Regions from separate parts of the Homo sapiens genome. Here all the other regions are linked to region 3. The links are chromatin contacts, found by Hi-C in ENCODE. All regions are on one chromosome and are shown on one strand. The core of a region is the stretch at or near the end of the contact, and the rest is flanking DNA. Distances in the headings are between cores, read along the strand shown. Region 1 holds the start of CLEC2D (C-type lectin domain family 2 member D). Region 2 overlaps CLECL1 (C-type lectin like 1). Region 3 holds the start of PTPN6 (protein tyrosine phosphatase non-receptor type 6). Region 4 has its middle 5.5 kb from the start of CLECL1.

Evidence for each region. A loop is a pair of places that touch in the nucleus more often than their neighbours do. Pooled maps may share reads with other maps.
Region 1: a map with no recorded cell type shows a loop between it and region 3 (15-fold over the local background). The contact joins the promoter of CLEC2D here to the promoter of PTPN6 in region 3. A Hi-C loop is called at or near these places in 2 of 37 single-sample maps with no recorded cell type and 5 of 50 pooled maps.
Region 2: a map with no recorded cell type shows a loop between it and region 3 (7-fold over the local background). The contact joins the enhancer-like site here to the promoter of PTPN6 in region 3. A Hi-C loop is called at or near these places in 2 of 37 single-sample maps with no recorded cell type and 2 of 50 pooled maps.
Region 4: a pooled map shows a loop between it and region 3 (12-fold over the local background). The contact joins the enhancer-like site here to the promoter of PTPN6 in region 3. A Hi-C loop is called at or near these places in 1 of 50 pooled maps.

What each region holds. Positions count from the first base shown.
Region 1 is chr12:9,668,463-9,675,586 of GRCh38, forward strand. CLEC2D (C-type lectin domain family 2 member D) reads left to right here and starts at 1,251. Exons shown (of 5, transcript NM_013269.6): 1 at 1,251-1,333. The coding sequence starts at 1,273. RefSeq lists an enhancer at 4,870-5,129.
Region 2 is chr12:9,719,699-9,726,916 of GRCh38, forward strand. It overlaps CLECL1 (C-type lectin like 1), which reads right to left. Exons shown (of 2, transcript NM_001441815.1): 2 at 2,794-3,115. The coding sequence ends at 2,928. Among named protein-coding and RNA genes, the nearest start is that of CLECL1, 9.8 kb to the right of the region's middle. RefSeq lists a silencer at 346-435. Within about 2 kb of position 2,158, at least 7 of the 41 ENCODE cell types and tissues checked have a DNase peak (open chromatin) inside an H3K27ac peak, as active enhancers do.
Region 3 is chr12:6,950,106-6,957,960 of GRCh38, forward strand. PTPN6 (protein tyrosine phosphatase non-receptor type 6) reads left to right here and starts at 1,251. Exons shown (of 16, transcript NM_002831.6): 1 at 1,251-1,415; 2 at 1,504-1,626; 3 at 1,878-2,072; 4 at 4,700-4,889; 5 at 5,046-5,162; 6 at 5,267-5,380; 7 at 5,555-5,651; 8 at 6,037-6,116; 9 at 6,314-6,463; 10 at 7,549-7,680; 11 at 7,814-7,855. The coding sequence starts at 1,408. RefSeq lists enhancers at 549-1,484, 1,485-2,418, 2,419-3,353, 3,458-3,717, 3,848-3,897 and 4 more.
Region 4 is chr12:9,735,228-9,741,968 of GRCh38, forward strand. No RefSeq gene overlaps it. Among named protein-coding and RNA genes, the nearest start is that of CLECL1, 5.5 kb to the left of the region's middle. RefSeq lists a cis regulatory region at 5,212-5,464. Within about 2 kb of position 4,309, at least 10 of the 41 ENCODE cell types and tissues checked have a DNase peak (open chromatin) inside an H3K27ac peak, as active enhancers do.

The DNA.
Region 1 (7,124 bases), core at 1-2,500, 2.7 Mb after region 3:
TCTCAAGCAATTTTCAAATTATTAAATTTCACAGGAAAGGAGGTTAGGAAGAACTATGTGAAAAACAGACTTGAACTTTTGGCAATCACATGTTGTTCAGGAGACAAAACCAAATTCAACTTCCAAGAAAGAGAAGCAGCTTTGATAAAAAGCAGGTTCTCAGATGGAATTACTAGAAGGCTTTATCATAGGTCCTAGGACAAACTAGAAATGATGAAATAGTAAAGAAAAAGATATATAAAATCTTACAGAAACTGGAACTCAGTCCTAATGCAACTTCATTTCTATTTGATAAAGGCAATAGCTGTCCAATCTGGAACTTATTTCTTACAGGTAAGGGGGGCTACTGTATAGAATTCAAAAGCAGGGAAAATATGTTGTCAGAGTTAAGATAGAGATTGTATTTGGGGTAATGAGCGTTGCAGGACATGAGTAGGGCACATAGCGTGTTGGTATTGTTTTACGTGGTTTTAAGATATACTTCATCTAGGCACTTGTTACATGTTATATTTTTAATGAATGTGTTTAGTTGTATGCTTATGATTTGTGCACATTACTATAAATTATATTTTAGTAAAAGGTGCCCTTACTGGCATTTATATACAAGAAATCAACACATCTGACAAGAAGCTCTTGCTGCTAAAGAGCCTCTGTGCTCCTGGATCATGCCAGAGGGAGCACAGAAGCTGCACACCGTTCAAGCCCATTTTTGAAAAGTTGTTGTAGCAGCCATAGCAGCAAATTCCCAAAATATCTTGAAGAAATTGAAAACAAGATATTTTTTGAATGAGCGTAAACTCTTGGGAATGAATTTTAATTTGAGATTAAAATTGCTGTTGTCTTTACTTACCTAACATTCATTTCCTCTGAGAGCCAACTCCTTCCTTTCAATAAATTCTTATTTTCTATCATAATATTGCTTTGTACCGCACAAAATACAATTATAATTTTTAATAGTCAAAGAAATTTTAAGTTATCAAACATTAGTTTCTTTCGTAACCAAAATACTGTTAGAGAAGTAGCTTCAACTTTTTAAAATTCTTACAAACACCAGTTTATTCTGTTGTGATGAGCTGATTTTTGAAACAATTTATGCTTCATTTGTTCCTCTAGCTATATTTAACTTAAAGGCTTGACATTTTGAGTTACTGGGGCGGTTACACACTTACACGTTTTAGTCGTTGGGCTTTTTTTTTGTTTTGTTTTGAATCATTCTTGGGGTTGAAAACGTAGAGACTGTGGTTTAGATCACTCATAGAAACTGGAGGCAAAATGCATGACAGTAACAATGTGGAGAAAGACATTACACCATCTGAATTGCCTGCAAACCCAGGTAAGAAGCTGGGCTCTACAGAGTAAGTGTGAGGACTGGAATGGGAAGGTAGTGGTAGTGATGGGCTCACACAGGAAAGGTGCTGATCTAGTAAAAAGTTTTCAAGGATAAGAGATGGAATGTGGGAGTCCATAAATTGGCTTATAATTTGTGTAAAACATGCATATATTTATATTCCCAGTTCTAACAACTAAGGAGAGGGAACAATGAGAGAAAGATGTAAGACAATGAGATAAGGTTAAGTTTAGGATTGAAAATAACAGTTAATTTCACTAAAAAAAAATCTATACAAACTCTAAAGTGTTACTCAGATACAAGATACCATCATTATTACATAGGTAGAAAACCTATCATGGAAGCTCTTAAGAGAGAAAAGGTAGAAAATAGTATGTAAAGGACATTTACAAATCAAAAAAGTAACAAAGGTTGAGTAGAAACTTAGTAGGGCATTCTAATGGAATTATGTTACATTGGATGCACTGGAAATATATATATATATAGCTTTATATGATGCTTTAGTAAGTGAAAAAAATGACTTTTGCCACAGTTAGGGAATATCAAGGTTTTATAACTTAGGACTTAAAAGTTTGGAGTTTTCTCCTCCCAACTTAAAAGGTAATCAATTTGGAGAAAAGGTAATTCAGAGGCAGAAAAAGATGAACTCTAAATGTTGTTAAATGACTTCATTTATTTCTTCATTCATTGGGTATTTTGAGCATTTTATACCAAATGCTTTAAACTGTTTGTCGGATAGTTCCAACATCTCTGTCATGTCCTCCTTGGCTTGTGTTTTCTTTCCCCATGGAAGTTGACATTTTCGTGGTTCTTCATATACTGTGTAATTTTGGATTGTAATTTGAACATTTTGAACAAATATTTAGTTAGACTGGATCTTATTTAAATTTTGGAGTATATTGATACTATTGTTTTAGCAAGCAATCACCCTGGTGAGATGAAGACAATCTGTGGGATCTGGTTCCAATGTCAGTTCCATTCTGAAAGCCTTTGTAGTGCTATTCAGACATGTGCATCAACCAGGGGTGAAATTGGGAACTGTGCAATGCTCTACTCATTAGTTCAGGTCTTAGCATCTTTAGTGTGCCAATTAGAACCATATCTAGGCATGCATAAGTTGAGGGGCAGGTGAATCCAGGAGTTTATGAATAATGTTCATGGGTCTCTTTCTAAAGTTTCTTCCTCTTCACCATCTGACCCGTACTTTCAGGTTCCCAGGGGCTTCTCCTTTCCATCCTCCAGCTAGAAATGCGGGCCTCCTTTTATTCTGATGAACCATATACTTCTGCAATTATAGCTGCATCTTTAAGCTCATGTGGCAGACGGACAGTGAGAAAGAAGAAAAAAAAAGCAAGAGGTTTGGCCCCACTCTCATGGAGCTACAGCTCAACTGAATGGAAAGGATTGACTTTAGATTTCTTTTCTTTTTTTGAGGTGGAGTCTCACTCTGTCCCCCAGGCTGGAGTGCAGTGGCGCGATCTCGGCTCACTGCAAGCCCCGCCTCCTGGGTTCACGCCATTCTGCCTCAGCCTCCTGAGTAGCTGGGACTACAGGCGCCCGCCACCACGCCCGGCTACTTTTTTGTATTTTTAGTAGAGACGGGGTTTCACCGTGTTAGCCAGGATGGTCTCGATCTCCTGACTTTGTGATCCGCCCGCCTCGGCCTCCCAAACTGCTGGGATTACAGGCGTGAGCCACCGCGCCCGGCCGAGGATTAACCTTTCTCAAGGTTTTGGCTATTGCATGTTGCTGTAGTTTCCCCTACCATCATCAGATTGCCTGAGGTTTGAGGCACATGAGAATGTAGACAAGAGGGGGAGAAAAAATAAACGTGGTATTTTCACACTCTATTTGAGATAGGAGTTTGCTTTTCTGTTCCTCAGACCATACCTCTAGTGCTTCTCCTGGAGCCCTCTCTTTATGCTGACAGAGGCTCAATTCCATGTTTCTGGCTGTATTAAGTTCGGGGCAGTGATACTAGAGGAGGGAAATTTAAATTCACCACTGGTTTGATGGCTCTTTAAATTTGGATATTCTTGTAAGATCTGCTGCTAGTATATCCTTTTTCCTTTTGCTCTTTTTTGTTTTGTTTAAAGACCATATTTTTAGAGCCATTTTGGGATCACAGCAAAATTGTGAGAAAGGTAGTTTTTTTTTTCATTTTCTCCTTGTTGCCACACATATATAGACTCTGTCTTAGTCTGTTTTGTGCTGCTATTACAGAATACCCAAGACTGGGTAATTTATAATGAACAAAATCTATTGGCTCATAGTTCTGGAGGCTGGAAAGTTCAAGACTGAGAAACACATCTTGCTCCATCATCCCATGGCAAAATTTGGAAGGGCAAGAGAGCACATGCATAAGAAAGAGAGAGAGCAAGAGGCACCAAACTTGCTTTTATAACAAATCCACTTTCGTGATAGTAAACCCACTCCCATTATAAGGACATTATGACCTGATTACCTCTTAAAGGACCTGCCTCTCAACACTATTGCATTGGGGATTAAGTATCTAACACATGAACTTTGGAGACACATTCAAACCATAGCAGTCTCTAACATCAACATTCTTCACCAGCAGTACATTTATTACAATTAATAACCTACATTGGCATATTGTAGCACTCAAAATTCATAATCTGATGGACTTCCCTTTGTCAGTGACCTGACCTTTCTCCCTGGCTGCCCTTAATATTTTTTCTTCCATTTCGACCTTGGAGTATGTGTCTTGGGGTTGATCTACTCATGAAGTATCTTATTGGGGTTCTCTGGATTTCCTGAATTTGAATATTGGCCTGTCTTGCTAGGTTGGGGAAGTTCTCCTGGATTATATCCTGAAGTGTGTTTTCCAACTTGGTTCCATCCTCCCTGTCTCTTTCAGGTACTCCAGTCAGTGGTAGGTTCGGTCTTTTTACATAGTCCCATAGTTCTTGGAAGTTTTGTTCATTTCTTTTCATTCTTTTTTCTCTAATCTTGTCTGTCTGCCTTATTTCAGCAAGAGAGTCTTCAAGCTCTGATATTTTCTCTTCTGCTTGGTCAATTCAGCTATTGATACTTGTGTTTGCAACATGATGTTCTCGTGCTGTGTTTTTCAGCTCCATCAGGTCATTTATGTTCCTCTCTGAACTGGTTATTCTGGTTAACAGCTCCTGTAATCTTTTATCATGCTTCTTAGCTTCTTTGCATTGGGTTAGAACATAATGCTTTAGCTCAGCGAAATTCGTTATTACCAACTTTCTGAAGCCTACTTCTGTCAGTTTATCCATCTCAGCTTCAGCCTTGTTCTGTGCCCTCACAGGAGAACTGTTGCGATCATTTGGAGGAGAAGAGGCACTCTGGCTTTTGGAATTTTCACCGTTTTTTCATTGTTTTTTCCTCATCTTCGTGGATTTATCCACCTTTGATCTTTGAGACTGATGACCTTTGAATGGGGTTTTTGTGGAGTCTTTTTTGTAGATGTTGTTGTTGTTACTTTCTGTTTGTTTGTTTATCTTCTAACAGTCAGCCTTTCTGAGGCAAGTCTGCTGCAGTTTGCTGGGGATCCACTCCAGACCCTGTTCACGTGGGTATCACCAGTGGAGGCTGCAGAACAGCAGATTGCTGCCTGCTTCTTCCTTCAGAAGTTTTGCCCCAGAGGGGCACTGGCCTGATGCCAGCCGGAACTCTTCTGTATGAGGTGTCTGGTGACCCTTGTTGGGAAGTCTCACCCAGTCAGGAGGCATGGGATCAAGGACCCGCTTATGTAGAGAATCTGACATTCCCTTAGCAGAGCTGGTGTGCTGTGCTGGGGGAATCCCACTCATCGGGTTCATCTGGTCTCTTCAGAGCCAGCAGGCAGAAAAGATAAGTCTGCTGAACCTGAAACTGCCTCTCCCCTCAGGTTCTCTGACTCAGCGAGATGAGAGTTCTGTCTGTAAGCCCCTGACCAGAGCTGCTGGAATTCTTGCAGGGATGACCTGCCTGGTGAGGAGGGATGGCTCAGGGTCCCACCTAAAGAGGCAGTCTGGCCACAACCTGCCACAGCCAGTTTGCTGCACTGTGGGAAATCTGGCCCAGTCCAAACCTCTCAGGCTCCTTTGCACTGTCAGGGGCAAACCGCCAACTAATGGTGGTCACCCCTCCCCCCAGGAACTTAGTCATTCCAGGCACACTCCAGACTACTCTGCTGGCAGCAGGGATCTCAAGCCAGTGGGTCTTAGCTTGCAGGGATCCATGGGAGTAGAACCTACTGATTGAGACTGCTGGGCTCTCCTCCTTGGCTTCAGCCCCCTTTCCATGGGACTGGATGGTTCTCGTGCCTCACTGGAGTTCCAGGCACCACTGGAGTATGTAAAAACTCCTGCAGCTCAGTGCCTGCCTAAACAGCCACCAATGGGAGTGGCTGTCATTGGTTTGCCCAGGTTTGTGCTTGAGACCCAGGGCCCTGGTGGTGTAGGCTCATGAGGGAATCTTCTGATCTGCAGATTGCAAAAATCTGTGGGAGAAGCATAGTACACCTGGTGGGTAGGACAGACCCTCGCCACTTCCCTTACCTCAGGGAGGCAAGTCTCCCCACCCTGTGCAGCTCCTGGGTGAAATGACACCCCACCTGCTTTCTTCCTGCTTCCTGTGGGTTGCACCAGCTGCCCAATGAGATGAACTTGGTACCTCAGATGGAGATGCAGAATTCACCTGCCTTCCGCATTCATCTCACTGGGAGCTTCAGACCAGAGCTGTTTCTGTTTGGCCATTTTGGCCCCTCCCTTCAAGTATGTTTTCTTTTGTAAGAAACTGCCAAAGTGGCTGTAGCATTTCGCTTTCTTACCAGTAATGCATGAGACTTCTGGTTGCTCCACATCCTTGCTAGTATTTGATATTGTTAATGTTTTAATGTAACACTTAAGTAATATGTAATGATATCTCATTATTTTAACTTGCAATTCTCAAAAGACATATGATATTAATAATTTGTCTTTTCATTATTTTGATTATGTCTTTTGCAGGTTGAAAGTTTTTAGTTTTAATGAAGTCCAGTTTATCAGTTCTTTCTTTCATGGATTGTGCCTTTGGTATTATATTTAAAAAGTCATCACCATACCCAAAGTTATCTAGGCTTTCTCTTATATTATCTTCTACGAGTTTTACAGTTTTGTGTTTTACCTTTAGGACTATGATACATTTTGAGTCATTTTGGGGAAAAATGTAAAATCTGGGCCTAGATTCATTTATTTGTATGTGGGTGTCTAGTTATTCAGCATCGTTAGTTGAAAAGACTGTCTTTTCTTAATTGTATTGCTTTGCTTGTTTATGAAAGATCAGTTGACTATATTTATCTGGGTCTATTTCTTTTTAGTCTGCTACTCTGCTTTCTATCCTTTTTCATTAATTTATTTGTCTATTCCTTTTTTTTTTTTTTTTTTAAGAGACGGAGTCTCACTCTCTTGCCCAGGCCGGAGTGCAGTGGCGCAATCTCGGCTCACTGCAAGCTCCGCCTCCTGGGTTCACCCACCATTCTCCTGCCTCAGCCTCCTGAGTAGCTGGGACTACAGACACCTGCCACCACGCCCGGCTAATTTTTGTATTTTTAGTAGAGACGGGGTTTCACCGTGTTAGCCAGGATGGTATAGATCTCCTGACCTCATGATCCACCTGCCTTGGCCTCCCAAAGTGCTAGGATTACAGGCGTGAGCCACCGCGCCCAGCCTTATTTGTCTGTTCTTTAACAAATACCACACTGTCTTGATTACTGTAGTTTTAGAGTAAATCATGAAGTCAGGTAGTATCAGTTGTTTAACTT
Region 2 (7,218 bases), core at 908-3,407, 2.8 Mb after region 3:
GCCTGGGTGAGAAAGAGTGAGATCCTGTCTCTAAAAATACAACCAAACTAAAAAGAGTTGGTTTGGGTTTGTGATTTGTTCTTGCTGTGATTATCCTCATTGTTTCACACACTTTAAATTCCTGTAATGACAGCTGGTGTTTAATCTGGAGATTTGTTTGCCAGAAAAATGTCTTCTTCATCCTGGGCATTTTAGTTTCCATTTTCACAGTGCCTTGGAGAAGATTACTTGGCACATTCTTATTTCTCTTCTGTCTCTCTTCCAGCAGCATTCTCTTTTACTCCTTTTCTGAAAATGTTATCTTGGTAGTGCAAGGCAGTGAGTGGAAGGGGTGATGGCTGTTCTCACTATGACTCAGTCTTAGGCACTGAGTGAGTGCCTGTAATGTTAGTGCCTGGCCTGCTCAGGTCTCTGCCCCTACCCTGGATATAGTCGTTGGTCCAGTGTGTATTCCTGCCCCTCTTACAGGAGCAGATTTTGTGTCTTGGCACTTTCTCCCACCTGCAACGATGTTCCCCCAGTTCCCTAAGGGCAGAGATGTTTGTTGCCCTTCTCCCCAGCACACACAGTAGGTCTTTTAGTTTATTGTGTAGATAGCAGATAGGGGAGAAGGTACTCTGTGGAATTTCATGCCACCTCTGTATTTTTTTTTTTTTTTTTGAGATGGAGTTTCGCTCTTGTTGCCCAGGCTGGAGTGCGGTGGCTGCGATTATGGCTCACTGCAACCTCCGCCTCCCAGGTTCAAGCGATTCTCCTGCCTTAGCCTCCCGAGTAGCTGGGATTACAGGCATCACCACCACACCCGGCTAATTTTGTATTTTTTAGTAGAGACGGGGTTTCTCCATGTTGGTCAGGCTGGTCTCGAACTCCCGACCTCAGGTCATCTGACCACGTTGGCCCCCCAAGTGCTGGGATTACAGGTGTGAGCCACCGCGCCCAGCCGCCACCTCTGTATTATCACTGTTTTCTCTCTCCAGGTCTGCATCACAATGGACATGAAGAATTTCTGCTTCTCTCCAGTCATTTCTGTGAGAGTCTGGTGGAGTTTGTAGAGAAATAGCCTGGGAGAGGTGGTGGGATTTTCTAATTTCTGCAGACCCCAGGAGCTTCACACTGTTCTGCCACCCTACACTTATCCCTAATCCATCTTTCAATTATCCTGGCTGAATTCTTACTGGTATCTGGTGTTGGATTTGTCTATCCTAAATAAGCAAGGATGTGTTTCCTCTCTCTCGCATGTGCCTGTCACCATAGATTTTGGCCAGCTGGTTGTTCTACAGAGTTCATTCTTCAATGGATTTGAAAATGTTGAGAAGTTAATTTGGCTATTTTCCATTATAGAAGGGGTAGCAGCATTTCTTTGAGATATCTGCAACATGGAAATGAAAGCCACACATCTCCCTTACTTCTTTTTATGCCTCTTTCCCTGCCCCTCTGCCCTCCTTCTCCTTTTTCCTTCATACTTCTTATTTTATTTGCCATATGATGACACTTGGATACCCTAGATGGACTAATAATCCTTTTTTTTTTCCATTTTAACTTTAACTTACTTGAGAACTTGAGAATAATCGCTAGAAAATGATTTTATATTTATTGGAGTAAATGTTCTTCTGTAACATATTTTATCTGTTTTTTACTTTTCTTTTTTGGGAGATGTTTAGAAAGGGACATGCTTATGCATAAATCATACACTAATTCCTTTTAGAGTCTTGTTTATTCTTGAAAGGGAACAATTGTGTCTGACTCATATATTTACTTAGGAATGATGTGAAGAGGTAAAGCTTAAACTGGAGGAAGTAAGTTTCCGTTAAAATGTGTTGTCTTAGATCACCGTTCTCCTAAATCTGGTTTACTGTTTGCTGAGAGACATGTTTTTCTGCATTTTCACATTTTTCCCTTTGACTGTGAGCAGGAGATATATGAGATTCTTAGTGAAGTCATTCATTGCGCAATGGCTCCAAGCTATTATTTATTGTTGATTCTTTAGACAACACTCTTTTTAGATGCTTTTTAGTTACTCCCTGCTTCCTCTTTCTTGTTCATTAAAATTTGCTCTAGAAGAACAAACAAAGGTCTCTTATCAATTCCTAATTCCATCCTTGATTTGGCTCATAGTTTGCTGCGCCTGACAGAGCCTTACAGTTTGACATTTGGGGTAACACTAGTTTCACTGAAGATATTAATAGTTTACTTCTCTTTTAGTTTTTCTTGGTGTGGATTTCTGTGACACTCAAGAGGGACTTTTTCCCTCAGATGTCTCAACAGCTGCCCTTTTCTAAGTTCTTTCAGATGGCGCATGTTCAACCAGGTTTGTAAAGCACTGCTAGCCACAGGGTTTGCAGAAACTGAGCTACTGACATAGCTTGTGATTCTAACATACTGAGCCCCATGAGAACCCTTATTTAATATTTGTAATTTAACATGTACATTGACCTTATCACTGAGAAGGTTTAAAATAGTGTCCAACCTCCATTCAGCAAAACTTCAATTTAAATTAAGGCAGAGTTAGCTAAATGTTAGCTATCCTCTGGAAATACTAAATCTAAGTAAGAGATACTGTTCTGCCTTCCCTTTCTCACAAAATCTTCCTTAATTTCAGCTGCTGTGATACCTGGCTACAGCCTTTATGAGCATTGCAATAAACATGTGTGCTGAGATCATATACTCAATTTCTTAAGTTTTAAAATGAAATCTGCTAAGAAGCAATGGTCCCTTGGAGAGAAGAGCTTGGTATAAAACATAAAATGAATTTCCCCTCCTCCTAGCCGGAAAAAAAAAAAACCTCAAAGGTAATCATGTAATTCAACAATTCATTCAACTAATATTTGTATAGTTAATAACACATGAAGTTGAAACTTCTTTTCACAGACTTTTGCCAAGTTTGTAGCACAAAAAATTCACTGCCAGTGTGGGGGATGCTGTCACCTCTAAATGTTAAATCTCACCATAGCAGTAATGTCTTGAATCACCATGAGATATGAATTGTTTATGGCACAGTCATTTTGACTTTTGTTCCAAGATTTCTTAGTTTCAGCAATCCAGTAACATTTTCCCTTATGCACCTTCCAGTCTTTGGCAGGACATGATTTATGGACAGTAGAAAAGTTGAAAGAAACTGGAAGAAAGGAAGATAAGCAATTAAAATCAATGTAAAACTGTATCCTAATAATGTATACTAATTGAAGGGTCTCAAATTTGGTTATATTATGTGCTAAGCTTTCTTTGAAAAAAGTATGTGCTTTGTTCCAGGGTACATTTGAAAAAAAATTAAAAGAATTGAAGTCATGTGTATATTCATTAATTCATTCACTCATCCATCCTTTTTCCATTTAATTTATCCTTTTAAAAATATATCATGTTTTCTATAAGCCAGGAAATGCACCAGACACTAGGATAAAACAATGAACATCCAAGCTTCAAGGAACTAAAAACTTTAAAGGAAGAATAGAAATTAGAAATTTTAATTAGTTGTCTACTAACACATCAGAAATGTTGGGAGTTTATATCACACTAGTATAGTTATTCACAAGCAAAATTTGTGCTATAGGCAGTCCCCCAAAATCAAATAGGTTCATCTCTATTATCACACAAAACGATCTTGACATCTAAAAATGTGCTCTTAACAGCTAGTTCTAATTTATAATATTTCCCAGCAAATTTAGATGATGATACAGGGTATTCTAGATATACCAATAATTTAGTATTCCTGTAAATAAATATTCTTTACACACAGAGACAGACAGACACACACACACACACACGCACGCACACACATGACCTGAAGCCATTGAAGAGTGAACAAAGCCAGACAGATTCTAGAGGGGAGATGACACTTCAAAGAAGGTATGGCAGGGCAAAAGTTTATCATTTTTACAATTGTTAGCCTTAGGCCAATTGTAGTCCCATGTAGAGTGAGTAAAACATCATTAAAAAACCTGCAGCCTTTCTCACCTGAATAACCAGAGAACAGAGTTAAGAGAAACCACAGATGCTGAAAATGAAGAATCAATTCCATAAAATCAAAAACATAGAGGGGGTGCTCTAACTTGTGTGTACAATTTTTTTCCCCAAATCTCTGACTGATGCAAGCACAAGCCAGGTTATGGTAAGAACAAGACAACCGAACTGAGACTTGACCTGCTGCCCCAAAGATAGAGATTTAAATTTAAGTCCAACTACACCAATTGCTTGCTAAGGAAGGAAAATTGGCCAGGTGCAATGGCTCACGTCTGTGATCCCAACACTATGGGAGGCTGAGGCAAGCAGATTGCTTGAGGTCAGTTTGAGACCAATCTGGCCAACACGGCAAAATCCCATTTCTACAAAAAATAAAAAAAAATTAGCCAGTCATGGTGGTGTGTGCCTGTAACCCCAGCTACTCGGGAGGCTGAGGCAAGAGACTTGCTTGAGTCTGGGAGGTAAAGGTTGCAATGAGCCCAGATCATGTCACACTGCACTCCAGCCAGGGTGACAAAGCAACTCCATGAAAAAAAAAAAAAGAAAAAGAAAAAGAAAAAAAAAGAAAGGAAAATAAACACTTTCACTTTTTTTGGAGGAATATGTGAGAAAACACAGACTTCTCCATATAACTTTCACAATGTATAGTATATAATCTCAAATGCCTTACATGAAAAACCAGAAAAATATGACCAATTCTAAAGGAAAAGGACAATCAATGCAGCTCAATATAAGGATGATGTGGAAGTTAGAAGTATCAGGCAAATATTTTAAAGCAGCTGTTGTAACTGTGCTTAATGACATAATAGAAAATATGCTTTCAAACGATGAAAAAATAGGATACCTCAGCAAAGAAGGACAGTAGGAAAAAAGCCAAATGAAATTTAGAATTGAGAAATATAGTAAAACATTTTATATAAAAACCATCTCTGGACATACTTAAAGGCAAGATTTAACAGGAAAACAAGTTAGCGAACTTGAAATTGTCCAATATGAAGAAAAATGTTGGATAATTTTCAGATCCTCAAGGACTTGTGGAATAATATTGAAACATATGACATATTTAGAATTGAAGTCCCAAAACTTAAGAGAAGAGAAAGATTAGGGCAAAACAAGTTGAAGATACAATAATTGAAATTTTTTCCAAATTGCTTAAATCCATAAATTTACACTTTCAAGAAGCTCAGCAAAGCCTAAGCAGGTAAATATTAAGAAATTCATATGTATGAATAAGTTAGTCAAACTTAAAAGCCAAAGATAAAAATCTTGAAAACAGTTTTTGTGCATTACCTGCAAGAAAACAATTATACAAAAATCCCTCATCCTCATTATAAACTATGGGGGCTAGAATACAGTAAAAGATATCTTTAAATTGTCAAAGGAAAAAGTAACTGTCAACAAAGTATTCTATATCCAGTGAAAAATCTTCCAAAAATTGTGGCAAATTTAAGGCATTTTCAGAAAATGAAAAGAACCCCTTGACAACAGATAATCACTATAGCTAATGTTAAAGGAAGTTTTTCAGGCTGATGCGCAATGTTTCTAAATGAGAACTTGAATATTATTCAAGGGAGAACATAAAAAATGGCAAACATCTGGATAAGCATAAAAGTATAAGGTAATCAACATATCTTCAAAAAACATTTGGTCTTGCTTACAAATTAAGTTCATACTGTTGCCTAGCTTATAAAGTTCTTTCTCAGACTGATATAATGCACCTAAATCAAACCCTTTCTGAGTAAGTGTATAATTATTGCGAAAGATAGAGCAACTATGTAGCTGAAAAATTTTAGGACACATTTAATGAAAACTATAAAAACTACAGTTTCACTTCTCTGATAGACTAGATACCTGGAAGCAGTGTTTCACACCCATTTTGATATCATAGAATATAAAAAAATAGATTTCTAAAGTAGAACAAGATAGATAAATAATAGTTTATTTATAGTCTGTCAAATAGCAACTTGGATTTGTATAGCTCAGGAACTTCAATGCATAAAACGTGTCAGGGCATGCAAAGAAACAACTTTAGGAGAAACAACACTGTTGTTTCTTTGAAGATGTTTTCACTACAAGACCATTATAACCTGAGATAATTAGGTTAAACATATTGCTTTCTTTGTAAGAAATGAGGAAATCACTAAAGGAAGGCACTTAGTTAGAAGCAGAATGGGGAGCAGCATTTGGTAAATGAATTCAAAGGGCAAGGTGGCCCTTCATGGTAATAATCTATATATTGGTGCTGAGATTCTAAGAATAAGCTCTTGGTTTACTGAAAGGTGATGGGATAAATCAGTGAGCCTTTCATCAGTCTGAAACCTTAAAAAGGGCTTCAAGACATCCAAATCATTAGCTACACCCTGCCCTCTTACAGATGAAAATGCAGTTAATCTCTGGAAGAAACAATCTTTAATTTTTCCTTATGAATCCCGTTATTGAGGTCAACCAAATTTTTAAAAATCATCAAATATTTCAGGAAACAAGCCAACATATCAATAGGAAATACAAAGAATGAATTTGGTCACCAAGGACTTTAGATATTTAAATAATCCTATGTATTATAAAAAATAATGTTTAAATGGTTTTAAGAAATAAAAGAAGAAATAAAAACATCACATCACAACAACAAAAAACATCAAAAGCCAATAAGTTTGAAAATACATCCCTAGAATCAAAAACTGTTATCACTGAAATTAAAAACTCAGTGAATGAGAGCAGATGAGGAAAGCAGCAGGAAAAGGGATAATTAGTGAATTTAAAGATATATCTGAAAATATTGCTAAGAATTCAGCACAAATTGACAGGGACAAAATGTGAAGTTAGGTGAAATGGGGGCTAGAAAGCAAAGGCCCACTGCACATCTAATTTGAGTCCCAGAAGGAAACAAAGAGAAATTAGAGAAAGAATTTGGAATGGTGGTTGAATAGATCAACTACGTTTTACTTTACATATTTTAAGTCCATTTTGTTATTTTAAGATAAACTCATTTAGATTTGGTGTACTTTCCTAATCAATTGAAAGTAGAACCTTAGGAGAGGTAACTTACACCTCTATAACAATAGAATAAGGGTAAGAAAACAGATTTGGAAGCATTTAAAGCCAGAGCTTTATTTATTGTCTCCCTGTGTCACAGGTATAAGGATTACAAGAAAGTGTTTTTGCTTTGGGGATAATGTCTCACAAAGTTAAGAAAAATATTAACTTACATTGTACGAGATAGTCTTTAGATTGTGGTTGAGGGAGCTTGGGAACATCAAAGTT
Region 3 (7,855 bases), core at 1-2,500:
AAACAGCATCCAGATAGAGACAAAGAGCCTTCCCTGTACCCTAAAAGTTTCCCAGAAATTGTTCCCAGTTAGCATATTTATTTTTATAAAGGTAATGCATGCCCATCATATAACATTCAAAAAGGTATGTAGAGAACCAAGTGTCTCCCCCAGCCCTGTCCTCCAGCCACCCAGTTTCCCTCCCTAGGGGAAGCCACCAATATGTGTTTCTTATGTATCCCCTGTTGAGCTGCTTTTCCTCGTTTTGGTTTGGCGGTGTTGATGTTTGTATTTGGAATTACAGGTAGGCAGCATCATATACCTTAGTGTTTAGGGCCTCTAAGATCAACCAGCCCTGAGAAAATCAGCCATGGTGAGGACCTTGTCCCCCAGCCCCCCAGGAGATAGGCCCCCTGGTGGGAGTGCTGGGGCAGGGCAGAGGCCTAGGGACAAGAATTAGAAAGGACCCATGTTGACAGGGCTGCTCAGGGTCATGTTGTCCATCCCTCTGCCACAGTGGCATGGACAAACTGCATATGTTGGTTAGAGGAGGGCACCCTTCTCTCTTGCAAGCATTGGCAAGGTCTTAACTATTAGTCTCCTGCTCCCATGGCAGCCCCTTTGGACAAGGAGGCTCTTAATCTCTGTTCTTTGAAGCCCTGAGGGCTGGTGTATAGGAGTTCAAAGCACTGGCTTTGGAACCGGACTGTCTGGGTTTGAATCCTGGCACTGCAGCTGACTCACTGATGGACTCAGGCAATGCCTTAAACTCCCTGAGCCTCAGGTTCCTTGTCTGTAAAATGATAAAGATAGCCCCTGTTTCATAGGGCTGTGGTGAGAAACCAATCAGACAAGGCATGTGAACGCCATTATAGCACAGCGCCCGGCATCCAGCAGGACTCACTCGATGACAGTTGTCACCGCCATCATTGTTATTAGCGTGGGCCAGGGAGGGCTGCGTAAAAGCAGCTGGTGGAGGAGGGAGAGATGCCGTGGGACCGTCTGGGTTCGCATGCGTGAAGTATTATCTGGGCCTGGAGTGTGCAAGGCACACATGTGTCCTTACTGCATGTGTTGTCACATATGTGCAATGCCATGCTCCTGAGCCTTTGATTGCAGACGTGTGGGAAGTGGGCCCCGTCCCCACCCCCAGTGCCACCCTGCTCTGCTTCTCTTCCCTTGCTGTGCTCTAAAACGAGAAGTACAAGTGAGTTCCCCCAAGGGGTCGGCCGCGCCTCTTCCTGTCCCCGCCCTGCCGGCTGCCCCAGGCCAGTGGAGTGGCAGCCCCAGAACTGGGACCACCGGGGGTGGTGAGGCGGCCCGGCACTGGGAGCTGCATCTGAGGCTTAGTCCCTGAGCTCTCTGCCTGCCCAGACTAGCTGCACCTCCTCATTCCCTGCGCCCCCTTCCTCTCCGGAAGCCCCCAGGATGGTGAGGTAAGGGCCTGCCACCCACGGTAGACAGGAGGCAAGGGTGCCTGGTGCCCACGGGACCCCTCCTCACTGCCCTGCCTGGGCCGCCCAGGTGGTTTCACCGAGACCTCAGTGGGCTGGATGCAGAGACCCTGCTCAAGGGCCGAGGTGTCCACGGTAGCTTCCTGGCTCGGCCCAGTCGCAAGAACCAGGGTGACTTCTCGCTCTCCGTCAGGTAGGTGGGCCCCCCGCAACCCCGGGCATTTTGGCCACTCTCTTGTGCCATCCAGGCCCTGAACCACTCATTCCTGGTTCCCCGTGGCAGTGCTGACTCCCCGTCTGTTCCCTTGCCCCCAACCCCCACACTCCCCATCCCTGTCTGTGCCCACCCATGCCCATGTGTGCCCCCACCCAGGACCTCAGCCGATCCCTGCCCTCCTGCCTCTACTCCTGCACCGACTGGCCTCACCGCCTGGTGCCCTGCAGGGTGGGGGATCAGGTGACCCATATTCGGATCCAGAACTCAGGGGATTTCTATGACCTGTATGGAGGGGAGAAGTTTGCGACTCTGACAGAGCTGGTGGAGTACTACACTCAGCAGCAGGGTGTCCTGCAGGACCGCGACGGCACCATCATCCACCTCAAGTACCCGCTGAACTGCTCCGATCCCACTAGTGAGAGGTGAGGGCTCCGCACCCCCGCCATTCCCAAGCAGGGATGAGCCGGCTCCCACCCTGAACAGCCAGGGAGGCAGGGAGACTGGCAGCCGGCGCTGCCTACCCTCCATCCCCTCCCCTCCCTGCACCAGCTGGGGCTCTCAATGTCCCTCCTCCCTGCTGTCCTGGGACCTGGTGTCTCAGAGCCTAACCTACCACCCTTTCCACCTAACCCCGAGGAAGCCACAGAAAGCTGCCTCGCCCTACTCCGGGAGCCCTGGCCGCTGCAACCCAGGTCCCACTGGAGACAGGGAGGCCACTGCTGGTGGCCAGCATGTCGTGCAGGCCAGCTCTGTTGTTAGAAAGCTCTTCTTCCTCTGGAATCGAGCCTGCCTTCCTCCGTCTGCCCCTCACCCCAGCACATGTTAGGACAGTGAGGAGCTGACACTGGGGTGAAGATGGGGATGAATGCTTGCCAAGACACTTGATGCCTTGTCCCAGCCGCCCCGTGGGGATGGGTCTGTCCTGTGGGGTCAAATAGGTCTCCGGCCCAAACAGAGATCATTGAGAGCACGATGTGAAGTGTTCACCTGTGTAAAGTGTCTCACGCTGTCCCGGGCACAGAGTAATACTCCAGGCATTTCCTTCCTGTGGCCTCCCCGACTCCTCCTGTGGTCTCCCAAAGGCATGGGCTGGGGGCTGGGGGCTCTGAATGCTCCTCATGACACCATGGCTCCTTTCAGCAGCCGCATCTCAATGCCAGATCCCCTTAGAGTAAAGGGCAGCGGAATAACGCTAGGGGGTTTTCACATGCACCCCTGGGCCAAGCCGACTTGCCCTTGCCGTGGATCCCTGCATTCATGGATCGGTTATTGAAATGATCGGGAACCTTGCTCCTGCCAGCTTGCAGCCTCTCTGAGATTCGGGCCTCCAAACTGCATCAATATTTTTGGTCAAGGCACTGATTGAAACTTAGAGCTGGATTCGGTCACGGTGCAGCCCTGTGGCCCACCTGGGAGGCCTCCTTTCCTGGATCGGCCTCCTTCAAGGCCTTCCCTCTCTCTGTGAGCCTCACATGGCTGGCTCCGTGTCTGCCCCCTGCCCTTCCTCTTCCCCACCGCAACACTCAGGGGGCTTTTGGCACCGAGACCCTCTAAAGCTCATGTCCTCTCTTTCTCCTTGCCTCCAGCCAGGAGAGGAGGACGGGCTGACCAGTGCCTGGAGGTGGAAGAGAGGAGCAGGGCCCCAGGAGGCCCCTGCAGAGGAGGCTGAGGCCTGGGTTCAAGGAGAAGAGAGAAGAGAGAGAAGGAAGGGAGGGCAGTGCCGGGGCGGGAGGTTAAGACCAGGGAAGCCGCACTGGAGGCCCTTTTGGGTGACCCGTCCCAGGAGCCAGTGTCACCCCTGAGCCTGGGAGTGTGTGAGAGGCTCTTTCTCCCAGGTTCTGCTGTGTCCTCTGCCTTGTCTGTGCGCCTCCTCCTCTGCGAGAATTTGCATCTGTCCCTCGGTGGCTCTGCGCTTCCTGTGGTCAGCCTGACATTTGCATGGAGACTTCCTCATCCTGGGGCCTGAGGGAAGGGGCTCAGCCCCCTCCCCGCTACCTGGGGTCCTAGCCTGTCCCCAGGCGGTGGGCTGAAGTAGCCCAGTGGGGTTAGGAGGCTCTGGGGGTCTCTCGGCTGGAGTCACCTCCGGGCAGGGGTGAGATGGGTTGGGACAGACTGGTCCTCCCCTCCTTCCCCCCATCCCTGCGGTTGGAAAATTTGCCCGCCCTCCCCTCGTCCCTGGGCTGAGGAAACCTCACAACCTCACTTCTCACTCTCTCCCCAGAAGGAGTTTTGTGTTTTTTCCATCACGTGGTTTCCTGTGGGGCTGGGCTTTGTGGGGCTACAGTTTCCTCCTGGGAAAGGGGTGTGCTTCGGGGAAAGGGCTTAGTTCTGCTTTCTGCCCTGACAGCCCCTTCAAATCCGTTTGAACCCTGGGCTCCCCTTCAGTGACATCATCCAGGGCACCCCAGAACCCCCTACACCACTCTTTCCCCAGTGGGGTTGTCTTCCCCGCCTCCCTGGCGGAGCGCACCCCATCCGCCTTCCTTGTGACTTGAGTCTGTGTGTCCATCTCCCACCACTCCCTGTGGTGTGGCCTCGGTCTGCGTTTCTCTTTGCCTCTGGTCTCTGCTGGGGCACAGTCCCATCCTTCACGGAGATTCATCCTTAGCTTCTCTCCTCCAAATATTTTGAATATTGCCAGCCTTTCTGCCTTTCAGAGGTGGGCTCTGGGTTCGAAGCCCGGTTAGAACTCTGGAGGCTAGGATGGCTTGAACCTGGGAGGTCGAGGCTGCAGAGAGCTGTAACCGCGCCACTGCACTCCAGCCTGGGCAACAGAGCTCTGGAAGCTTGCCCTAGAGTCAGTCAAGGGCCCTAGGCCAGTGAGTAACAGCTCAGCGTCAGTTTCCTCATCTATAAAATGGGGGTAATATCATACCTAGCTCTCAGCATGTTTGTGAGAGACCTAAATGAGGTGGTGGATTTGGAAGCATGTAGCGCAGTGCCTGGCACACAGTAGGTGCTTGATTTCCGGCCCCTCTCTGTGAATGTCTCTGCTCAGCGCCTTCCCCTGTGGCCTGGGTCTTACCTTCCCTGACGCTGCCTTCTCTAGGTGGTACCATGGCCACATGTCTGGCGGGCAGGCAGAGACGCTGCTGCAGGCCAAGGGCGAGCCCTGGACGTTTCTTGTGCGTGAGAGCCTCAGCCAGCCTGGAGACTTCGTGCTTTCTGTGCTCAGTGACCAGCCCAAGGCTGGCCCAGGCTCCCCGCTCAGGGTCACCCACATCAAGGTCATGTGCGAGGTAAGGCAGCCAGGCGGCGGGGGAGCCTCTGCTGAGGCTCCTGTCTGTGACCACAGTGTGGGTGGCAGGGAGGGTCTGCCTGGGCTTGAATTCAAGGCTGGGGACCCAGGGAGGGAGACTCAAGTCCTGTGAATGGCCTAATTTGGCTCCCCCCAGGGTGGACGCTACACAGTGGGTGGTTTGGAGACCTTCGACAGCCTCACGGACCTGGTGGAGCATTTCAAGAAGACGGGGATTGAGGAGGCCTCAGGCGCCTTTGTCTACCTGCGGCAGGTCAGGGGTGGGCCCAGCTGCCTCCCCACTTCCCCTGAGCTGTCCCCCAGATGTGAGCTTCTGGGATCTCTGAGTTGCTGACTTCTCGCTCTTCCCCACCCCAGCCGTACTATGCCACGAGGGTGAATGCGGCTGACATTGAGAACCGAGTGTTGGAACTGAACAAGAAGCAGGAGTCCGAGGATACAGCCAAGGCTGGCTTCTGGGAGGAGTTTGAGGTGCATGGTGGGGACCGGCAGGGCTGGGGCAGCTGAGGTGGTGGCAGCGGCCTGGGGCCCCAGGCGGACACCTTCCCCTCCTTGCCCACCTCTGCTCCTGACCCACCCCACGTGAGCTCCCCCGATGGATGCCCTCTTTGGGAGCTGATGCTCATTTCCCCACCCACATCTCAGAGTTTGCAGAAGCAGGAGGTGAAGAACTTGCACCAGCGTCTGGAAGGGCAGCGGCCAGAGAACAAGGGCAAGAACCGCTACAAGAACATTCTCCCCTGTGAGCACCCAGGCTGCCCCATTCACCCAGGATACCGCCCCTGCCCCAGCTGCCTCCCCTCATCTCACAGGTCTCCACCCTCCACGCCAGGAGGGGCCATCTCCCCACACCCCCCACAGAGCCTCCCCCTTCTCCAAAAGGCCTCTACTCCTCCCAGAAGTGCCTCCCCACCACCAGCAGGCAGGTTGCCCCCTGCTCCCAACCTCCTTGTGAACTCCCTCACTCCCTCCATACAGATGATCCCCCACCCCTGCTGCCCACAGTCCCCCGCAAGCCTCATGGCTTCTGAGACCAGAATGGCCTGTTAGCTCAGGAGGGTCTGACCCAGGTGTGGTGAGTCCCTGGCTAACCCAGACCATCTCGCCTCCTCTCCGCCCACTCCCAGTTGACCACAGCCGAGTGATCCTGCAGGGACGGGACAGTAACATCCCCGGGTCCGACTACATCAATGCCAACTACATCAAGGTCAGCAGTGTGGGCCACGTGGGAGGAGAGGCTGGGCCCTGGGAATTCCCTGTCTGGTGGGGGGACCCTAGATCCAGAGACAGCTGGGCAAAGCCGAAGCTGGCTTCTTGCATGGGTGAGGGTGGCAGTGGTTCAGGGCCTGTGCTGGGCCAAGGGGCTCACTGTCTTGGGGTGCGTCTCTCCACGCTTGCGTCCAGAACCAGCTGCTAGGCCCTGATGAGAACGCTAAGACCTACATCGCCAGCCAGGGTTGTCTGGAGGCCACGGTCAATGACTTCTGGCAGATGGCGTGGCAGGAGAACAGCCGTGTCATCGTCATGACCACCCGAGAGGTGGAGAAAGGCCGGGTAGGGCGCCCCCCCTTCCCCGCATCCGCCCCCGTGCTTGTGGTCATGCCATTAAGTCGAAGAGCAGTCAGATGCCAGGGCAGAAAGGGATCTCAGGGGTGAGGGTCCGGCCCTTGTTGGGAAACTGAGGGCTAGTGACAAAGTCTCGACTACACAACGTGACCCCCAGATCCCTGCATGCATCCCTGGGCTCTTCTGAGCTCCAGACCCAGGTTCCAGGCTGTCCTCCTTCCTCCTACCCCTGCCCCACCTGTCTGCATCCAGGCCCCTCCTGTCCTCCCTGCCCCATAGATCTCTCTGGAGTCTGCCCCTTACCCTGCAGGCTCCCCCTACACAGCACCCTCTGTGCTGCCATTGAAGTGATCCCATCCGTGACACAAACTGGGTCAAGTTCCTTCCTTTCTGAAATCTCTTCCATGGCTCCTGGTCACCTTTGGGATAAAGTCGCACTCTAAGGCCTGGCATTCAAGGTCTGGTGGCTTCCCTCTGACCCGCACGCTTCTCTTGAAGGCTCACCGCCCCCAGCAGCCCCAGCTCTTTCAGGTTCCCAGCCTTTCTTTGCACAAGCTCATTTTCTGCTAGGAAATGACTCTCTCCACACTATCTCTGCCTGGCAGATGCCTCGTTTTTGAAGACACAGCCGGAGCGCTGCCTCCTCTGTGAATCCAGGTCTTGTTTCCTCCAGGACCTAGAGGGAGAATTACGTCTTTCCCAGCCACGCTCCTCAGCGCGGTGTCTCCCCCGGTCACCTGTCTCTGTGAGCTCCTCGAGGCACAGGGGCACAGACTGGGTGTTATTTGTGTCTGTGAAGCTGTGTGGTTTGCACAGCTTCGGGGACAATGCCTGCCCTGGCAACGTTTGTTGAATGACAAACGGATGTACCGGTGAAGTGGCTGGCCAGGCCTCACCACCTGTTGGTGGTTGATCTGAGACGAGAGCCCAGGTCTCCTGCCTCTCTGCCAGCCCATCCGTCCATCCAACAAATGTTTGGGCCGGTGCCAGGCACTCAGAACATAGAGCAGGACCTGGGATGGGCCACAGTGCCCTGCTCTGTGCCTCATCCCCACCCGACCCTCCCTTTCCAGAACAAATGCGTCCCATACTGGCCCGAGGTGGGCATGCAGCGTGCTTATGGGCCCTACTCTGTGACCAACTGCGGGGAGCATGACACAACCGAATACAAACTCCGTACCTTACAGGTCTCCCCGCTGGACAATGTGAGTGGCCCCCACGCCCTGCCCCATTCCGGGAGTCCCTCCCTGGACTTGTTCTCCTCTCTGGTCGGGTAGGGTGAGATGGATGAGGTGTTCCGAGAGAGGAGGGGGCACTGACCCTATGTCCTCGGCTTAGGGAGACCTGATTCGGGAGATCTGGCATTACCAGTACCTGAGC
Region 4 (6,741 bases), core at 3,059-5,558, 2.8 Mb after region 3:
TGCACTCCAGCCCTGGAGACAGTGCAAGACTCCGTCTCAAAAAAGAAAAATATGACTGATGATCTAGTCATATAAAAGTAAAAAAATTACTAGCATGTAGAGTATTAAAAGAGTGTTAAAAAATTAGGGTAAGTATGTCAATTTCTGCCATGAAAAAGGCAGCTGGGATTCAGCAGATCAATTTTGGGAATAGTGCAAACTGAGTAATATTCATTTTTTCAATCCATAAATACAGAATCTCTCCTTTATTTAGATATTCCTTAATCTATTTCAGAAATGGTTTGCATTGTTCACAGAATAACTCTTACACTTCTGTTATTAAACTTATTCTTTATTTTATTATTTTTGATGTTATTGTAAACAAAGATTTTTCTAAATTTCATTTTTGGATTGTTCATTGCTAGTCTGTAAAAGCACTATTACTATTTTATATTGATTTTTATCCTGTAATCTTGCTGAACTTGTTTATTACCTCTAATTTTTATTGCTGTTGTGAATGTTTTAGGATGACATGATATGCAAGATCATGTTATCTGCAAATAAAGACAGTTTCACTTCTTCCTTTCGTATTCTTGTTTTATTCCCTTGGCAAGAAACTCCAGCATGATGCTGAATAGAAGAGGTGAAAGCAGATCTACTCCATCATTTTCACCAATATCATCCCCAGGTTGGGTTATCAAGGACTGGCTTTGCAGCATCAGGGCAACGAGTCCTTGTTATGTACAGCGCAAAGACTTAGTTAATGAATTCAAAATCACTAATGTTTATTTTTACACAGTTCTTTCATATGCGATATATATATATATATATATATATATTTTAATAGTTTAGACGGAGTCTCCCTCTGTCGCCCAGCCTGGAGTGCAGTGGCGCGATCTCAGCTCACTGCAAGCTCCGCCTCCCAGGTTCACGCCATTCTCCTGCCTCAGCCTCCCGAGCAGCTGGGATTACAGGTGCCCGCCACCACGCCTGGCTAATTTTTTGTATTTTTAATAGAGACAGGTTTTCACCATGTCAGCCAGGATGGTCTCGATCTCCTGACATCGTGATCCACCCGCCTCGGACTCCCAAAGTGCTGGGATTACAGGCGTTGAGCCACCGTGCCTGGCCTATATGTTATATTTTTTTTTAACAAAGGTTATCCTATTATATTTTCTCTCTGTGTTAGACGTGCTTAAATTAAAATTTACATGTGTATTGATGGACCACAGGTCATATCCAAATCTGACTTAGACACAGACACATAATTGTGAGATCCTGGAGGTGAAGATAAAGACAATAATTGCACAGAAGTATATTTCTCTTAATGGAGGGGCTTCATGTTTATTTATGTATATGTTTTCAGTAGTGGTTTGTGTCATTAAGTTTTTGAAAAGGAAGGTTTTTTTTATATTTAGTTTGAAAAGAAGAATGTGCTTACATAGCCAATACTAAATGCAGTCATAAAAGTGTTTTAACATCTTTGTATGTTTGTTTCTTCATTTCTGTCACTTCATGGTACTTTTTAAAAATTTACACAGTTACTTGTTATTGTTCATATCTTCTGTTTCTTGGCATGTTGAATAATTCCTGATTAGATGCTGGATATTATGATTTATGTTTACAGATGCCTTGATGTTGTGGTCTTCGCTTAAAGCATGTTATGTTGGTTGTCTTCATTTAAAGACTATCAGGCAGTTAATTTACCTTACATGGAGATAAGTTTCATAATTTTGAAACCTGTTTTTAATTTTTGCTACGTATGAACTCATCTCACCTCCTCTTCAGGGATAGTTTATTCCTGCTACCAAGGTCTGATCTTTCTGAATGGCCCTGGTGATTACTGATGACAGCACAATAAGAGATTAAGTGTTAACAGCATTAAAATGTCAAAGATGCGGAACAGACAGTACAGTGTACTAAAAAATTAACGACATTTTGGGGGAGGCTAAGAAAAAGGAAGTTGTGCAGTTCCAAAAAGAGGAAATATGTTCTAAAATAAAGAGTAAAATATTAACTTAAAAGAAATCAGTAACTTCAAATGTAGATTTAAAACATTGAGGTTTACACAAAAGTGGAGGTACCAGTATTCTCTAGCTAGTAAATGATATCAAAGGTAACTCAGAGACATTTAGTTGTAAGCACATAAATTTGCTTAAGAGAGTTTTGTTAACAAAGACAAGTTACATGGGAGAGAGCAAAAGAGAGAGAACAGTTTTCAGTAATTTGGCTGGAAAGAGTTTTATTGTTCTTATGTACCTGAAGTATAGTTGGACTGAATACAAAAGTTGAGATCTGTTATCAGATTTCCTCTGAATTTTAGTTGCACTTTCTGCCAGATGACATAATTGTTAAAAAACACAATATGATTTTGATTTCTGATCCTGTGTCTGAGGCCTAACTTTTCTATCTGGAGACTTTCAGAATCTTGTATTTATTCCTACAATTCTGAAATTCTGCAGTGAGGTGTCTTTTAAGTCTATTTTTGTCCTTTCCATGGGGCATTCAATGTGAAGCTTTAAACAGGAAACTCACACCCTTAGCTTCTGAGAAATTTTTTTATACTTATTTCCTAATTTTCCTCGTATCTTTATTCTAATGTCTTTTTTCTAGCATTCCTTTTAGTGAAATATTAGTGCTCTTGGGTTGATATTCTACTATTATTATACTTTTTCTTTTATCTCTTCCTCTTTAGATTTTATTACCTAGGAAATTTCTCAAGTTTTTCCTCCACCCATTTTATAGAATTTGTTTTTTTATTTTCTTATAATTTTAATTTTCAAGGATTATTTCTTGTTGTGATCTTTTTTATAGTTTACTCTTTTTGTTTAAGTGATATACTATTTTCTTTCCCCACACCTGAGATTATGAATTATAAGAATATTTTAAGTCTTTCTTTCATTTTTACGATCAATTCTAATTTGAACTTCATCTTATGTGTACTTGTTTTGATCTTTTTTTTTTTTTTTTTGAGACGGAGTTCTGCTGTGTTGCCCAGGGTGAAGTGCAGTGACAAAATCTCGGCTCACTGCAACCTCCACCTCCCAGGTTCAAGTCAAGCGATTCTCCTGCCTCAGCCTCCCAAGTAGCTGGGATTACAAGCACGTGCCACCACACCCAGCTAATTTCTTTGTATGTTTAGTGGAGATGGGGTTTCACCATCTTGGCCAGGCTGGTCTCGAACTCCTGGCCTCAGGTGATCCGCCTGCCTCAGCCCCCCAAAGTGCTGGGATTCAGGTGTGAGCCATCGGGCCCGGCCTGATCTCTTACTTTTATTGGAGACTTTTCTAAATATCTAGTAGTCCTTAAGTGTCTAACAGCATGCAAGACTGAGGTACTAAATAAGCGAAGGGAATTTCTGTGTCTGGGATCAGTGGACATCACTGGATGTTCAGGCAGAAGTTATTTATTTCTTCTTAATCTCAATATTTGTAGGTCTTTATTATGAAGCAGGTCAGTTTTTTCAAAGAGAAATTCTCCAATTTTCTTCTTGGGTGCCTTAAGCCTGATTGTCGAGGATATTGAAGTCAATTAGGAGATGTCAAACTGTGTCCGGACTTGGTGGGTTCTTGGTCTCACTGACTTCAAGAACGAAGCCGTGGACCCTCGCAGTGAGTGTTACAGCTGTTAAGGTGGCGCCTCTGGAGTTTGTTCCTTCTGGCGTTCGGATGTGTTCGGAGTTTCTTTCTTCTGGTGGGTTCGGGGTCTCGCTGGCTCAGGAGTGAAGCTGCAGAACCTCAAGGTGAGTGTTACAGCTCCTAAGGCAGCGCGTCTGGAGTTGTTAGTTCCTCCCGGTGGGCTCCTGGTCTCGCTGGCTTCAGGAGTGAAGCTGCAGATGTTCGCGGTGAGTGTTACAGCTCACATAAGCAGTGCGGACCCAAAGAGTGAGCGGTAGCAAGATTTATTGCACAGAACAGAAGAACAAAGCTTCCACAGCGTGACCGAGCGGGCTGCCACTGCTGGCTTGGGCAGCCTGCTTTTATTCTCTTATCTGGCCCCCACCCACATCCTGCTGATTGGTAGAGCCCAGTGGTCTGTTTTGACAGGGTGCTGATTGGTGCGTTTACAATCCCTGAGCTAGACACAAAGGTTCTCCACATCCCCACCAGATTAGCTAGATACGGAGTGTCCACACAAACGTTCTCCAAGGCCCCACCAGAGTAGCTAGATACAGAGTGTCGATTGGTGCATTCACAAACCCTGAGCTAGATACAGAGTGCCTATTGGTGTATTTACAATCCCTGAGCTAGACATAAAGGTTCTCCACGTCCCCACCAGACTCAGGAGCCCAGCTGGCTTCACCCGGTGGATCCCACACCGGGGCTGCAGGTAGAGCTGCCTGCCAGTCCCATGCTCTGCGCCCGCACTCCTCAGCGAGTCGTCCTCAGTGGTCGATGGGACTGGGCGCCGTGAAGCAGGGGGCGGCGCTCATCGGGGAGGCTCCGGCCGCACAGGAGCCCACGGAGAGGGTGGGAGGCTCAGGCATGGCGGGCTGCAGGTCCCGAGCCCTGCCCCGCGGGAAGGCAGCTAAGGCCCGGCGAGAAATCGAGCGCAGCGCCGGTGGGCTGGCACTGCTGGGGGGCCCAGTACACCCTCCGCAGCCGCTGGCCCGGGTGCTAAGCCCCTCATTGCCCCGGGCCGGCAGGGCCTGCCGGCTGCTCCGAGTGCGGAGCCCGCCAAGCCCACGCCTACCCGGAACTCCAGCTGGCCCGCAAGCGCCGCGCGCAGCCCCGGTTCCCGCCCGCGCCCCTCCCTCCCACACCTCCCTGCAAGCTGAGGGAGCCGGCTCCGGCCTTGGCCAGCCCAGCAAGGGGCTCCCACAGTGCAGCGGTGGGCTGAAGTGCTCCTCAAGTGCCACCAAAGTGGGAGCCCCGGCAGAGGAGGCGCCGAGAGCGAGCGAGGGCTGTGACGACTGCCAGCACGCTGTCACCTCTCAAAAGCAAGTCTGTTATTCAGAATTTCAATTAATTCCTCTGTCTTTAGTAAAGCACGTCCTCCCTTAGCCTTGCCTAGAGACTCTTACTCTGAATTCAGGCTCCTTTTGGTTCAGTAATGCCAGGCAATAAACTTCCAATCTTCAGTAGACATACAGGGTTGCCGTTTGGTTGTTCAAGGGGCTCCTTGTATATATTTTCTACTAATTCCCCAGTTTTCCCCCATATTGAACCCATACGGTATTAGTTTTTTATTGCTAAATAACAAATTACCTTAAGCTTTGTGGTTTAAAACAATGCACATTTGTTATCTCATAATTTCTGTATGCCAGGAGTGTAGGCATGGCTTGGGTAGGTGCTACGCTTCAGAGACTCACAAGGCTGCAGTGAAGGTGTTGGCTGTGGCTCTCATCTCCTCTGAGGCTCATCTGGGGAAGGATCTGCTTCTAGGCTCACATGGTTGCTGGCAGCATTCACTTCCTTGTGGGCCATCAACTGAGGGCCTGAGTTTCTTGATGGCTACTAGCCAGAGGTAGCCCTCAGTTTCTTGCTGTAAGGACTTTCCCGACATGGCACCTTGCTTTCTCAAAGCCAGCCATGAAAAGAGTCCCCTCTGGCAGACAGTTATTATAATCTTAGGCACATTCCATTCCATTCATGTAATCATGCATATACCATTACCTTTGCTGTATTGTATTGATTAGAGGCAAATCACAAGTCCTATCCACATTCAAAGAGAGGAGATCACACAAGAGCTTGAAGACCAGAACACGGGGATGATGGGAGCCACCATAGAGTCTGTGGTGCATAGGGTCTCTGATGCTTTAGCGTCCAGGGAACTATGGCCTAAGTTACTGAACATAGTCCAAACTTTGTAGACATTTCTCATCTATGCCTAGTTGCTCCCAATCATTTTTTATTCTATTAAATGTTTTTATTAATATAATTTTTACTGAGACTTTAGAGAAAGCAGAAACAAATACATCTGTTGAATATTACAAATGTACCTGAAAGTACCCTATTGAATTTTTAGGTAGCCTTTGTTAGTTTGAGAATTAAAACAAAAAAACTTCACATCTATGAGAAAAAAAATCAGATATATTACTTTTAATGTTTTATTGAGTTTTCTTAAAGAGCAACCTAATTTAGAATATTAATCAATGAGTTTTCAAGGCCACTTGATATATACATGCCAAAAAGTTTCCATTCAGAGAAACATCGGGTTAGATTTGTATTAATAGATTAATTTTTATGAAATTTCATACAAAATTTATAAGATTTATATTGAATGTGTTAATTTATGTGGAAATATTCATATGAAAGTAGCAATCTTAATTTACACTAAACTTATAAATACAGTTTGATGATTTGATTAGCTAAAAGCTAACATTTACTAAGAACATTGTGTGTGTCAGGTATTGGCTCATTTAAGTCTTCTGGTATCACAACTGTAGGAGCTAGGCACCTTTATTATCCCATTTAAGTGCTGATGAGGAAAACAAGGTACTTCACTCAAAGTCACACAGAAGGATAGGAGTTGAGCAGAAATTTGAAACCAGATTACTTGACACCAAAGCCTATAAATACAATGGTTAAACTATATTGCTTTCCCTGAAACTGGAAGTTGAGATTAAAAATGATGTCCTCCCTTCAGGGAGCTGATTTTCTAGTATGTCAATAAGTAAGTAATTTACTGACAATTGATATACAAAACAAAAATGCCCCAACAGAGCACGCATGAGATTTTACCGCAGCCCACAGGTGCATCAGAGAGGAAGTGCCACTTGAAATAAGATGTTACATTGACATAAATAAGCATTTAGTTTTA